Linked DNA regions of Homo sapiens: region 1 is linked to region 2. A link is a contact called in ENCODE Hi-C or POLR2A ChIA-PET data. All regions are on one chromosome and are shown on one strand. Each heading gives the region's core, a stretch centred on a gene start or an enhancer-like site at or near the end of the contact. The rest is flanking DNA. Distances are from core to core; before and after follow the strand shown. Region 1 overlaps LOC105378234 (a long non-coding RNA gene). Region 2 holds the start of SLC36A2 (solute carrier family 36 member 2).

What was found. A loop is a pair of places that touch in the nucleus more often than their neighbours do. ChIA-PET counts read pairs that join two places held with the same protein, here RNA polymerase II (POLR2A). Pooled maps may share reads with other maps.
Region 1: a map of gastrocnemius medialis shows a loop between it and region 2 (10-fold over the local background). The contact joins the enhancer-like site here to the promoter of SLC36A2 in region 2. A Hi-C loop is called at or near these places in 4 of 168 maps with a recorded cell type or tissue (gastrocnemius medialis, psoas muscle and sciatic nerve) and 3 of 50 pooled maps. POLR2A ChIA-PET finds 5 or more read pairs at or near these places in 1 of 52 experiments (MCF 10A).

The regions. Positions count from the first base shown.
Region 1 is chr5:151,379,109-151,386,334 of GRCh38, reverse strand. All of the region lies in intron 5 of LOC105378234 (a long non-coding RNA gene), which reads left to right. It also overlaps a transcript of SLC36A1 not described here and the pseudogene LOC100419720. Among named protein-coding and RNA genes, the nearest start is that of SLC36A2, 35 kb to the right of the region's middle. Within about 2 kb of position 2,606, at least 2 of the 41 ENCODE cell types and tissues checked have a DNase peak (open chromatin) inside an H3K27ac peak, as active enhancers do; they include gastrocnemius medialis and psoas muscle, where a contact is called at or near this core.
Region 2 is chr5:151,345,994-151,353,261 of GRCh38, reverse strand. It overlaps SLC36A2 (solute carrier family 36 member 2), which reads left to right and starts at 5,703. Exons shown (of 10, transcript NM_181776.3): 1 at 5,703-5,965. The coding sequence starts at 5,802. LOC105378234 (a long non-coding RNA gene) reads left to right here. Exons shown (of 6, transcript XR_944423.4): 6 at 456-863. It also overlaps a transcript of SLC36A1 not described here. RefSeq lists an enhancer at 5,277-6,190.

The DNA of each region.
Region 1 (7,226 bases), core at 1,357-3,856, 36 kb before region 2:
ATCTCTCAAACTTCTCACTCAGTAGTGCTTATTCCAACCTCAGAGTATAAGCCATTCCACACTTGCCATTTATAGACATGAAGCCAGCTTGGTGAACAGCCAGTAGGGGACCCTGAAGATCTGACAACAAAATATAAAGCCAAAAAGATACAGAAGGGGCCGGGTGCGGTGGCTCATGCCTGTAATCTCAGCACTTTGGGAGGCTGAGGCAGGTGGATCACGAGGTCAGGAGTTTGAGACCAGCCTGGCCAACATAGTGAAACCCCCATCTCTACTAAAAATACAAAAAAAAAAAGTTAGCGAGACGTGGTGGCGGGCGCCTATAATCACAGCCACTCGGCAGGGTAAGGCAGGAGAATCACTTGAACCTGGGAGGCGGAGGTTGCAGTGGGCTGTGATCGCGCCATTGCACTCCAGCCCGGGAGACAGTGCAAGACTCTGTCTCAAAAAAAAAAAAAAAAAGATACAGAAGGAAACCTCTGTTCTTAAAAGGTTTCATATTAGAACCTGAACAATGACCCATAAACTTCCTAGAATTGTGTGCAAAAATGGTATGTAAAGGTAGTTGTTGCTGTTTGTTTGGTTTGGTTTTTGTCTCTTTTTTTATTGTTTTGTTTTATTGTTTTTTTTATTGGGGTGTTGCCCTAAGATTCCCTAGTTCTCCCCATTTTGGCAAAAGGGGCTGTGAAAGGTTTTGCACTTCTGCCAACAAAGAGCTGCCCTCTCAGATGGTCTCAGTCAGAATCTGCTTCCTCAGAGCTACCTGGCCCCATCCTGGCCACTATTACTACCAGAGACAAGGATGAAAATGTAAATCATTTCTCAATTTGGAAAATGAGAATTTGTTGGAAGCCCTCTAAGGCATTTCCAATTTGGATGGCGATTCTGGGTTTTTTCCCCTTGGAAATTCCTAGGAGCCCCACAGTCTGCTCAAAGAACAAGGTTTAAAAATGTGACTTTCTCTCCCTGCCTGACATGGCCAGGTGGGAAGGGTAAGTGAGTGACTGAGCAGGGGCCATGCCCAGAAAACAGCACATGGCTTAGTCTAAAGTTACCCATCTCCAGCTAGAGAGGGTCCATGCTGGGTCATTTCCAAGTCTCAAAGAAGCCAGGAATTTTGGTTTTGTGTATGTCTGTGCAACTTTTCCAGTTTTTAAATAGTGGCAGCTAATTCAAAAAGCGTGGTACTCAGGTGGCCAATTTGCAACCAGGACCTAGATTTTATTCCCAAGGTATTTATGAAGGCCTTTAAGCACCCTCCTGCCCCTCTTTCTCTCTGTCTCTCTCTCTCTCTCTCACACACACACACACACACACACACACACTCTCTCTCTCTCTCTCACACACCCACACACACACACATACACACCTCACTTAAAATAAAATTGCCTAATAAAACAAGTTTCTTTCTGCATCTTTTTGACTTTATATTTTGTTACTGGAAGATCTTCAGGGTCCCCTACTGGCTGTTCAGCAAAATGGCTTCATGTCTGTAAATGGTGAGCGTGGAATGGCTTATACTGTGAGGTTGGAATAAGCACTAATGAGTGAGAGGTTTGAGGGTTGCATATTTTAAGCTCAACATAACAAAGAGCTTTTTTATACTGGGTGAGAAGAGTATAGTGAGTGCCCGATCTCCGAAGGTATTTAAGCAGAGGCAGGACAACCACTTTCCAAGAGAGGAATAGTTTTGCTATATAACCTATGAGAAGCTCCTTCCAAGTCTGAGATTCTCTTCTTTGGTTTTCTTTATAAGTGAAAATCAAAAATGAGTGATTAAATTACTGAATCTGAAGGATGATGCTTTTGAGCTATTGTCTGATGCATTGTAAACTGCAGATTATAGAAGGCATGAAACATATATGTTTGCCTTGAAAATATTCACTCTAGATGTGTAAACTGCTAGCTCTCATTTGTTTTAAATATACAACCCATAGATTTCTCTTCCGGCATTGTTTCTTCCTGGCTCACACCTAATATGTAAGAACTGTTTTGGAGGCACCCTGAGTCAGACCTCTCAGGCAAGTAACTAATAATTCATGGAGCACAGATAAGGAAACTGAAAGTGCTTCTAGAGCCAACACCCGGAAAGGAGAGGATACATGTTGGATCTCCCAGAAAGTTAGTTTCAGAGCAAGGACTAGAACACAGGTCTCCTGATGCCCAATCTAGGGTGCAACATGTTATGCAGCTCATACTAGGAGATTTTTTTTTTGGAAGATACAAACATTTTAGAGAGAATAATTTGAAGAATTTCAGAAATGAAGACATTTGCCTTCATGGCATAGGGTTCTTTTTTTTTTGTCACAAAACACTATGATTTTATTAGCAACCACATATGTATCATTTTCCACTACGTTTTACAATGGACTTGTTTCACAGAGAAGGTGAACTAATTCTAATGAAATACCAATAACGTACCTTAAACAAGTAACATGTTGCTGAAAAAAATTTAAGTTAAAGGCTGGGTGCGGTGGCTCACGCCTGTAATCTCAGCACCTTGGGAGGCCGAGGCGGGCAGATCACCTGAGGTCAGGAGTTTGAGACCAGCCTGGCCAACATGGTGAAACCCCGTCTCTACTAATAATACAAAAATTAGCCAGGCGTGATGCCAGGTGCCTGTAATTCCAGCTACTTGGAAGGCTGAGGCAGGAGAATTGCTTGAACCTGGGAGGTGGAGGTTGCAGTGAGCCGAGATGGTGCCACTGCACTCCAGTCTGGGCGACAGAGCGAGTCTCTGTCTCCAAAAAAAAAAAAAAAAAATTTAAGTTAAAATGCACTACATTATGTAGTGCAGAAAAAAAAGTGCAGCTGGCAATTTAAGACATGATAACAATGCTGAATCAGTAGTGTTTGGAGTGATATATTTTGCCCATCTTTGGCCAATCCTAGAGTAGTACTCATCACAAGCTGTATGACAAATGTGAACATCATAAGCTGTACGACAAATGTGAACTAATGAGGCTACAATACTGCAGACCAAATAGAACCATTCTAGAGTCAGTTTCACAATGAAATACTCCACCCCCGGCCTGGAAACAGTGATCTGCTGTCGTTGCTATCCTGCTGTGGCACCTATCCCTGCTGCCGTATTTATTACCAGATCAGGTGTCCTCCAGCCAGCCAGCTTCCAGGACAAGTGGTGCCCAGTGAGTCACAACCCAAAGAGGAACAGCTGCAGGTTACCGATTTGTATTCCTGTACATACTCAACTTGGGTGGCAAGGATTTGCTCATTTAACTTGAATATATTTACTTCTAAAAAGACTGTGGGCCGGGTGCGGTGGCTCACTCCTGTAATCCCAGCACTTTGGGAGGCCGAGGTGGGTGGATCACGAGGTCAGGAGATTGAGACCATCCTGGCTTTAATGCTGTTTTCAGATATCCCCATTCCTAGTTTTAGAGGCAGCCATGGAATATATAGTCTCCTCTGGCCTTGGGGTCAGGAAGAAAGGGAAATCTATTCATAAAAGGAATTTAAATTCTGGCCTTGGCCTCTCAAACATGCTTCAAGTGAAAGATGGCTCAACTAACAGGTTCCTCCAGGCAAAATTATTCTGGTACCAATGACTCACTCATGTTGTCACTCACGGCCATAAAGAGAATGGTTAAAGCAACCTAGGTTTTCTGAGAATCAGATTTGGCGCAATGAGTTGGGGTACTATGTGCCACAATTGATTTCTTTAACACAGGCTCAAGCACATGTGCCCACATGCACACTATGGTTACACACCAGGGCAGAACCTTCTTAACAAGAGAGTCTCCAGCACATCTTTCCAAGATGCTAAGTTGGTGGGGAAAACACACTTTGCACTCATTTGGCTGATGACCTAAGCAGGGTCTGGGAAAAATGCATTTAACCCCATCTTTGATTCCTTGCTTCTATGCTAGAAGACTAACACATCTATCCCTACTGAGCAAGGAGCTTGCCTGGAGTCAGGGCATTCTCATCAAAAGGCATCTTTGATATTTTTGAGCTGGCGCATGGCCAGATCTACAGGGAGGCTGAACTTGAGGCTGCTGAGGCGACTGTGCAGGTTGAGGGCACTCTCAAAGCCTGTGTGTGCTATGTAGCTCCCAGGCTGGTAGTGAGTCTCGATGAGTGACCCGCACTTGCAGATGAGGTTCACCCAGGACATCAGACGCTGCTCATTCAGTGCCATGCACACCAAAGCCTTCAATTCAGAGTCTGCACTGTGCTTGAAAGGGTCGTGCTCTGTCAGCACCATGTGGATGACTGTCAGTAGGCTCTCTTTGGGGGTTACATCAGTGCCTCCTGTAACAGGAAGGGCAAAGACTGGGAGAGCTCCCGGGCTGGGCATAAGCACTGCCATTTTTAGCATGGTAGTACTGTAACCCCCCAAGGGGTTCACCTTGCTGACTGCCTAGACAGAGCAGATTCATCAAGACAAGGGAATTGCGACAGAGAAAGAGTAATTCACACAAAGCTGGCTTTGCGGGAGACCAGTCTTATTATTACTCAAATCGGTCTCCCCAGGCATTTAGGGGCAGTTTTTAAGGATAACATGGTGGGTAGGGGGCGGGGCCAGTGAGCCAGGAGTGCTGATTGGTCAGGGTTGAAATCACAGGGAGTCAAAGCTGTCTTCTTGCACTGAGTCAGTTCCTGGGTGGGGGCCACAAGATCAGACAAGCCAGTTTATCAATCTGGGTGGTGCCAGCTGATCTGTCAAGTGCAGGGCCCACAAAATATCGCAAGAACTGATCTTAGGACCAGTTTATGGAGGGTCAGAATCTTGTAGCCTCCAGGTGCATGACTCTTAAACCATAATTTCTAATCCTGTGGCTAGTCTAGTCCCCAGATAAGAAGGAGGTCTGCTTTGGGAAAGGGCTGTTACCATCTTTGTTTAAACTATAAACTGCAAACTAAGTTTCTTCCATAGTTAGTTCAGCTTGTGCCCAGGAATGAACAAAGATGGCTTGGGGGTTAGAAGCAAGATGGAGTCAGTTAAATTAGATCTCTTTCACTGTCTCAGTCATAATTTTACAAAGGCGGTTTCAGTACTTTACAAAGAGCTCCCAGGGGTGCATGGGCTCAGGGGCTGAGGAGAAGGCTGGCAGCAAATGAGCAATAGGAGCCATGATGAGGCTCATTCCTGAGGAGGAGGCATATAGTCCATGGGCTAGCAGGTCCCTCACAGCCACCATCAGCTCCTTCCACACAGCCATGGCCAGCTCATCCTTGCCTGCCAGAGAGAGGTCCTGGAGGATGGCAGAGGTGGTGACATGGTCGTGTGGCTGGTGCCTCAAGGCTAGCTGCTTCTCTCTGTCCACTGACACCTCCCGCCTCTTCAACAAGAGAGCATAGTCTGTCAGCCTGGCCCCTCTGTTATAGGGTTGGAGGGATCTGGCCTGTCACACAACCAAATTAGCTAACAGCAAAATCTGGAGCATTGCCAATGCTTGCGGCATCAGGTGCAGCCCCGTCCCTTGGACTTTCTTCACATCCCTTGCCTTTGTTTTGCTGTGTCCTGGAGGCAGTGGGTCTGCTGCTGCCAGTTCTGGTGGAACCATTTCCTGTCTTCCCAGAGGCCTTGCGCTCACAATGTCCACCATCTGTCTGCAAGGGGCTTCCCACTTCATCTTGGATGAGGTCGATGGACATCTAGAGGTCTCCGATCTGAGTTTTCAGTTGCTCAACCAACTGATCTTTGACTAGGGCTGGGTTGACGATGTGAGCCACTACTGCATCTACAAACTGACGAAGTTCTTCAGTGGACAGGGAACTGATGTCCTCATTCAGACGCATGTCCAGTTTCTTTATTAACTTGTCTAGGATCACCCACTGTCTTTCCAACACACGAACTGCCGCAGGGCATCATAACTGCTCTTGGATAGGCACATGTTTCCAAGTCATCTAGCTAGGTCTTGAGCTACAGTATCCATTCTTTCTGCTTCTTCCTTTGGGTTTCCACACGCTCTTGTTTTTCCTGCTCACTCTGGTCCTCGCCCCACAACTGTGGCCGGTCTCCTGGCAGCTAATTTGTATGTTTTTGGTAGAGAGGGCGTTTCACCACGTTGGCCAAGCTGGTCTCGAACTCCGGACCTCAGGTGATCCGCCCGCCGCAGCCTCCCACCTAGGGTTCTTTTTAACATTTCCTTATTATCCTTTTAATGTCAATAGGATCTAGAGTGATGTCCTATTTTTCATTTCTGATATTGGTAATCTGTGTCTTCTTGTCTTTTCTTTCTTGAATAGTCTGGTAGATTTTATTGATCTTTTCAAACAAATAATTTTCTGGTTTATTAATTTTCCTGTATCGTTTTTACACTGTTTTCAATTTTGTGCATTTTTTCTTCTTTTTCTCCCCTTCACCTTGCTTTGAGTTAATTTTTTTTTCTAGTTGCTTGACATCAGAGTTTAGATTATCGATTAGAGACCTATTTTCTTTTCTAATATAAGCACTTAATGCTATAATATTTCTTGTATGCCTGCATTAATATAGTTGCTAGCCACATTGAGCGCTTGAAATGTGACTAATCTGAATTGAGACGTGCCATAAGTATAAAATAAATATTAGATTTTAAAACTGTAGTACAAAACATGTAAAATATTTTAATAGTTTTTATATTGTTACACATTGAAAGAGTAATATTTGGGGTATATTGTGTTAAGTTAAATATAATGTTAAAATTTACCCCAGAGAGGGCAAGCAGGTCCCTGTGGCCACAATTAAAGTGAAGAGCGCCGGGCACGGTGGCTCATGCCTGTAATCCCAGCACTTTGGGAGGCCGAGGCGGGCAGATCACCAAGGTCAGGAGTTCGAGACCAGACTGACCAAAATGGCAAAACCCCATCTCTACTAAAAATACAAAATTAGCTGGGTGTGGTGGCGCATGCCTGTAATCCCAGCTACTTGGGAGGCTGAGGCAGGAGAATCGCTTGAACCCGGGAGGCGGAGGTTGCAGTGAGCCAAGATCGTGCCATTGCACTGCAGCCTGGGCAACAAGAGCAAAACTCTGTCTCAAATAAATAAATCAATAAATAAGAAAACCTATAAATTTCAATTAAAGTAGGAAAAAAACATCGCCTACTTGGCTCATAAAATGGTATCCAGGCAGTGAGGCAGCAGGAGGGCCAACGTTAGGCTGGCTCAGCAAGAGACAACACAAAGATGGAGCCAGAGAATGGTCTGAGTCTGCAAATTCTGCCACCATTGAGGAGACTATAGGCTTAAGGACATTACCACTGCCAGGCTGGGGGCCTGG
Region 2 (7,268 bases), core at 4,454-6,953:
TTGTAGAATGAAGGGACTGTTATGCCTCTAACTAAGTACTATGAGTCTATGATATCTATATTATATATATACACACATATGCACACACACATACATATATATGTTTTCATTCATGGTTTTCAACACATATGTTTTCATCCATGGTTCCTGGCTCATAATTCCCATAGCCCTTGTAAAAGCAAAGAGAATCTCTTTTTCTCTAGCTTTCTCCTCCCCTCCTTTCACCTGCCCAAGGCAGGACTCTAATTTGATTGTGGGTCATAAGACCCTTATTCCAGAGGGGGTCTAGCCCCATACCCTGAAGTAAGGAATGCTGCATAGAGAGGCCAAGAAGAATCTGGACAGCCCTTGCTGGGTTTAAATCATACCCTTTGAAGATGTGATTGAGTTAGGGATCTTGAGATGGGAGGTTTATCCTGGATTATCCTTATGTTTAATCTCAAGTATCTTTATAGGAGGAAAACAAAGGGAGATTTGACTACAGACAAGAGATAAGAAGCCCATGGGATAGAAGCAGAGTCAGAGAGAGAAGACACTATGGGAATATCAGGGAAGGAGCCACGAGCCAAGGGATGTACAGAATGCTCTAGAAGCTAGGAAGAAGAACAACAACAACAAAGGAAACAGATTTTCCTTCATAGCCTCTGGAGGAAGCATAGCCCTGCTGGCATGTTTACTTTGGCTCATTGAAACTGATTTAGGGCTTCTGGCCTTCAGAACTGTAAGAACAAATTTGTGTGTTGTTTTATGGCACTAAGTTTATGGCAATTTGTTAGAGCAGCCATAGGAAACCAACACAGGCAAAAGAAAGGACCTCTGAGGCTTACTCCACATCTGTCAAATGGGATCAATAACACATTCATTCATTGAATATTTTTTGAGAGCCTACCATGAGCCAGGCCTAAGAACTGGGAAGGTGACCAAGTACTTCCCACTTTCATGGAGCTTAAATTCTAGTGGGAGGACATAAACAACAATGGGGATACACACACATAATCAAGATAATTACAAATTGTGAGAAGCAACATGAAAAAAAGCAGGGGTATGACTGAGAATAACTAGTCAAGCAGAGGGTCCTCCTTTAGATAGAGTTGTCAAGGGAGGTTGTTGGAGCAGAAAAATCTTGACCTAAGACTAGCATAACAAAAAGCAGAGGATAAAAAGTGCAGGCACAGAGAGCAGCAAATGCAGTATCCAAGGAGGGAAAGGACAAAATTTAATGCAGGAAAAAAGGTCCATGTGACTGGAGCATAGTGTTCTAGGGAGAGACATGAACAAGGTGAGTTGGGAGAGAGGCAGCAGCTGGATCATGCAGGACCTTGTGGGTTGTGGTGAGGAATACTGATATGTTCTCAGGTCAATTTGGAGCAGGAGGAGGTTTCAGGAAGGGGAGTTGCATCATCATTTGCTATTGTGAGGAAATAGATTTTAAACAGGGAAGTGGAGAGGCCAGGAAACTAGTTAGGAAGCTAGTTTTCCAAGTGAGGGATGATGCTGGCTTGGATGAGAATGGAGGTGGTGAGGATGAAGGATTGCTCTGAATACTGTATAACATAAAATGCTTAATAAATGGTAGCTCTCGTTACAGTATGATGATGATGATGATAACTGTCATTATCATTATTAGCTTTTGCTGAAAAAAGAAACGGATAAATGAAACTCAGTTGGGTCATAAGAGTTGACACCTGCAACAAGTGAGAGACCCCATTCCCGTTCACCAGAAGAAGCCACTTGCTGATGCCACTGACCGCTCCTCATCCGCAATTCACTCTCCCCAGCAAGTTCAGAAACCTAAAAATGTGTCAGAGCCTATACCTACACACATGAATATGTGATTAGGCCACTTAGGGGTTCTCAGGAATAGCTTTTTTTTTTTTTTGAGACAGAGTTTCACTCTTTTTGCCCAGGCTGGAGCGCAGTGGTGCGATCTCGTCTCACTGCAACAGAGCTTGGGAATCAAAAGACCTGGGCTGGGTTAAAGTCCCTATCTCACCACTGTATCCCTGTTCACTCACTGTGTTCCTTCTCCTATCTGGGCCTCAGTTTCCCAATCGGTGAGACAGTATGAGTCAACGAAATGACCTTGTAAGTTCCCTCCAACAATAAAATGATATCATAAAAATGGTTCTCCTCTCTGGGCACTGACTGTGACTCAGGCACTGTACTTGTTTATTTTCTCATGTAATCCTCACGCCTGCCTAAAGACACACTCATTAGTATTTTACAGTTGAGAAACACCAAAGCACAGAGTGGTGGCCATCAGAAAGGGAGCAGTATTGTTAGCATTAAAAACATTGTCCTTTAATCCCAGCACTTTGGGAGGCCAAGGCGGGCTCAGGAATTCAAGACCAGCCTGGGCAACATGGCAAAACCCCATCACTACAAAAAATACAAAAATTAGGCATGGTGTCATGCACCTGTAGTCCTGGCTACTTGGGAGGCTGAGGTGGGAGGATCACTTGAGCTTGGGAGGTGGAGGTTGCAGTGAGCCGCGATCACACCATTGCACTCCAGCCTGGGCAATGGAGTGAGACTCTGTTTCAAAAAAGCCACAAAAAACCCCATTATCCTTTATCCTGATATTATGTTCTTCCAGCTTTAGGGGGTTGAAATATTCTCTTTTTTTTAATGGTGATATTTTAAAGGTTTTTAATGGAGAGAAATGAGAATTTGCCCATCTATATCAGTCCCTAACATTTATTTAGAAATTTGATTGATGCATGAAGTCCCAGTCTTGAATGGCATAAAGTATGCACAGGAAAGGGTTTTCAACTATTTCAGAGTTCCTACTACGCCCTAGTCATAGCAGAGGAACACAGAGATAACTCAACTGCAGCTTCAGAGGCACATGCCAAGAGGCCTGGAATCCAATCAAAGCTCTGTCTCTAGTACTAACTGGGTCACCTTAGGCAAGGGAGGTAACCCCTCTGAGCCTCAGTTTCCTCATCTGTAAAATGGGGGTAATCATAGTGCCTACCTCATGTAACACACCTCATCTAGAGCTTGGCACATAGAATAGACTCAATACATGTGAGTCGCTATTATCATTATTATTTAGATGGGGGTAGAAGGAGTCACATTCATCAGCCACAGACTATGAGGAGGTACCCGGGGCCGGGGGAGGGTGGTGGTGGTGGTGGTGGTGAGGATAGGGTGATGAATTTTCATCCAGGTAGGGGTTTCATTTTGTCTCTGAAGTCTCTGACTTCTAGCCCAAAGGAGTACCAGTGATCATTTCTACCAGATTATACGACCTCAGGCAAATATTTCCCAGCTCTCTGCCTTGGTTCTCTAATCTATTAAAAAAGAAGCAATTATTCCCACTCCATAGAACAGTGGACTCAAACTTCAGCTAGTATCAGAATCACCTGATGAACTTGGCAAAAATAACATGGCACAGATTCTATCCTACTTCAACAAGTCTGAGTCTCTGTTCTTTATTATCTCTTCAGATGCTTTGATACACACCACGTTTTAAAAGTGCCATAAGCCATGAAAGGAACAAGGCTCTGTGTTTACTCTAAAGGATCATAGGAGATTATTATCATTATTTACATCCCATTTGCTCCACTCTTTTTGGAGATGTCTAGTGGGCAGGCTGTCTTTTCACCAGTTGCCTGCCCCACCCAAGAAAAGCTGGCCTGCATCTCAGCGTTACCAAACACCCCATCCAAGCCCTTGGGGTTCTCATGCCTTTGGAAGTCATCTACAATCTAGTATCCATCTTGCAAAGGGGACACTGGAGTTTGAAGGGGAATAATATCTTTCCAAGGGTTGCCACAGCTTCATAGTTAGAGCCATAGCGGAACCCAGGGCTTCGGATGCCTGGGCCACTCGTGTTGGAAGGGCTTATTTTGGACATCCCCACCCTAGGAGAAGACCTCCTGCCTGCTAACATGTGGTGCAATGAGTTGGGGTGTGGAGCCCCACCCTACAAGCTTTTTTTTCACTGACGATGCCTGGGAAGAGCTCTGGCCAAACACTGATATTCCAGCCACCCCTTTCCAAAAGGCCTGAAGATAATTCAGAGTTCTTCTCAAAACCTGGAGAGGAAGGCAAGAACTAGCTCATATCTAAACATAGCAAGCTCCTCAACAATCTTATTACTGACCTTGCTCGAGCAGGAACACAGAGCTCCACCTGCGACATCAAATCTGAGATTACAAATTTAAATTGTGGAATCTCAGGCTGTAAACGAGCAGGTCACAGGATGCAGCCTGCTACTTCACAGACCAGTAATACTGCCATGTAATGGTGCCAGACAAGGGAATAACACTTCTCAAATCACAGCAAGTGTTTCAGTTGATTCAGGACAAGAAGCTGGCAGGGTGGGGCCAGCATTAAAACAAAGGAGACAGTGCTGTGGTCAAAGCTGCAGGCTTCAGAAAAAACAAACAAACAAAACAAAAAACAAACAACAACAACCAAAAAAAACCTGGCTAGCGGGGAGTTCGGATTTACCGAGTTCCAGCTGTGACCTCCAGCAAGTTATTCTTTTCCTCTCTGAGCCTCAATTTCCACATCTGTAAAAACAAACTAACAAAGCTAACCCACAGAAGTAGCCAGGCTTTGTGGAGCTTGAAGCTTATCCCATGGAGAAGGGGAAAGTAGTGGTAAGGAGGACCTCTTTAAGAAAAAAGCAATACAAAATTGTCCATTCAAAATTGCATACAGGACCTTGGAAAGAGCCCCATGTAAGGGAGGGGCCTGACAAATCTGTCTTGGATGCTACCAGTTAGCAGTGACATTAGCTAAGCAAAGCTTGTGGCATGTAATAAGCCCTTAAGAAATGTTAGTTTTGGGGATGAGATGATGGAGGAGAGAGTGGTATGGCTTGAGTCAAAAGCTGTAATTTTGAGGGAGGAGGAAATTTTGGCCTGTTCATCTGCACTGAAGCAGAGATAATGACAGAGAGTGGGATACTAGAGAAACGCCCAAGACCATCTTTAGCTGCAGAGTTCTATCCTGGATTTCATGTGTGACCTTAGACAAATCTCACCACCTCCTGGCGCCAGTATCTTGCCCAGCAAACTGTGGCTGGGAGTCATACAATCTCAGCCTCTTCCCCGTTTCCAGAAGAACACTCTTTACTCACTCCATGGAGCCTCACAAAAGCTAAGAATTAATTAGAGATGACTGAGTGACTGTCCCTTTTTTGTTCCAATTTAAGAATGGGGTGCTGCAAGAAGGGATGTCTTACAGCAGACTGTGGAGCCAGTGAGACATGGAAACCTCTACCCTGAGATGAATAAAAGGAGAGGGATTTGTAGGTATTTTCTTGGAGACAGAAATAGGTTACTGGTTGAAAACCTTGACAAATTGGGCTAGGTTCCAACTCTGTCACTTTCTAGCTATCTGACCTCGGGCAGATTCCTTTACTTCAAGAAACCTCAGTTTTCTCCTTACTTAATTGATAGGGTTAAATGAGAAAATGTAGATAAAACACTTAGAGGATTGCTTATCCCTTAGTACAGGGCTTAATAGATATTTGTTATTAAAATTATCAGTATAATAGTTATCATTATGATTATTATTAAGTAATACCAATACGAATGGGTGATGCCTTTTCCAAATCCCTCCTTCCTCTCCTCCTCTTCCCAGGAGTCCTCGTCCACTGGCTTCTCCAGGCAGGAAGAGGTGCCCTCCAGGGAGGTGGGCGGGGCCTCGTTCCAGCTTGGCCAGAGCCAGCCCGGGCACACACCACTGTGCTGGGGTGTACATCTACACTAGACACCTTCCTGCTTCCCTCCTTCCAGAGCAGACCTCTTTGTCACCCCGAGCTCCTTGTTTCTTAAGCAGTCATGTCTGTGACAAAAAGTACTGAGGGTCCCCAGGGAGCCGTTGCCATCAAATTGGACCTTATGTCGCCTCCTGAAAGTGCCAAGAAGTTGGAGAACAAGGACTCTACATTCTTGGATGAAAGTCCTTCAGAGTCAGCAGGCTTGAAGAAGACCAAGGGCATAACGTGAGTGCTGTTTTCTGCCATCCCTATTTCTGCTTTCTAGCCTGAAGCTTGCATTGGCAAAAACCCTGAGGTGGGTGTGTCTGACCCTCAACCCACTGTGCAGATGAGAAACCAAGGTTGCAAAAGGTGCAGTCATGGGCTGAGTCAAGCTGAGGCAGAAGTAAAGGCTGTCAGAAAAGCCCTTAGGGACATAGTGATCCAGATCCCAAAAGGCACAGGTGGGGAAACTGAGGCTCAATTACCCTGGACCACATACTGAGTCATTGGCAGGATAAGGGCTAGAATTCAGTGCTGGCCCTAAAGCCACATTTTTGTTCCTGGCCAGCGATGTTAAGATTGGGGATAGAGGTAGAATCCCTAACTACTTGGAGGAGAAGGTGAGTCCTGAGCTTAAAACCACAGTGGCCTCACTGACCACTAAGTATTTCCTCCTCCCTGCCTCCTTCCTGCAGTAAGCCTGGCCTCTACTTCAACTGAGAAGCATAGATGACTCTAAAAAACACACTTTGTGGAAAGTTCTAGTTTTTTCCACTTTCCAGGGAGTGGGGAGTGGGGGTTATTCACAAGGCTTCCAAAACATAAAAAAAGAGGGAAGCCAAGCTACAGGGCTGCAGCTCCCTTCCCCACATCTGACCCCACCACCCAACCAGACTTGCTAGTTTACTTAGGAACAAAAGGTGTGGGGTGTGGTAGTGAAGAGGTTCTGCTGCTTTAAGAAGAAAGTTTTTGCACCACTAGATAGTAGAAAGAGCACTGGACAGAGAATCAGAAGGCCTGAGTTCAAGTGGTTTCTCTGCTCCTTCTCTAAGTTCCAGTTTTCTGACATGCAAAACAGGTGGCAGTGTGAACTAAAGGAGGGTGCATGGAAACAAAATCGGAGGATGTGTTTCTCGGGGGTGCACTGCAGGGAGGGACTGTAAGGGGCAGGCAAAGCCCCTCCCCACAGCCATCCAGCAGGACAATTTAGGGATGGACACAGTGACTGGCCCTGCTGCCTGTGCTGTCGCCCCAGGGCTAGTCCTGGAAGTTGCTAAGTATTAGTGACCCTGAGAGTGTGCTGTCTGTAAGTTGGGGCCAGCCACTGCTAAGTAGAGGCATTTTCTCAGTCAGAGGCCTTGAGGGAACCACCTGTCTCTTGTGTCCTGAACTGATACAAGGTTTGATGGCAATTTCAGCAACTTAAGGATCAAAGGAATAAAGCAAGTGAGAGCTAAAGGGAGACACGTGGCTTGGGGAGAAGCCAAATAACGGGCTGAGTAAGCGTGGCAACGATGGGGTTGGCTCACCCAGACTCGAATTCCCA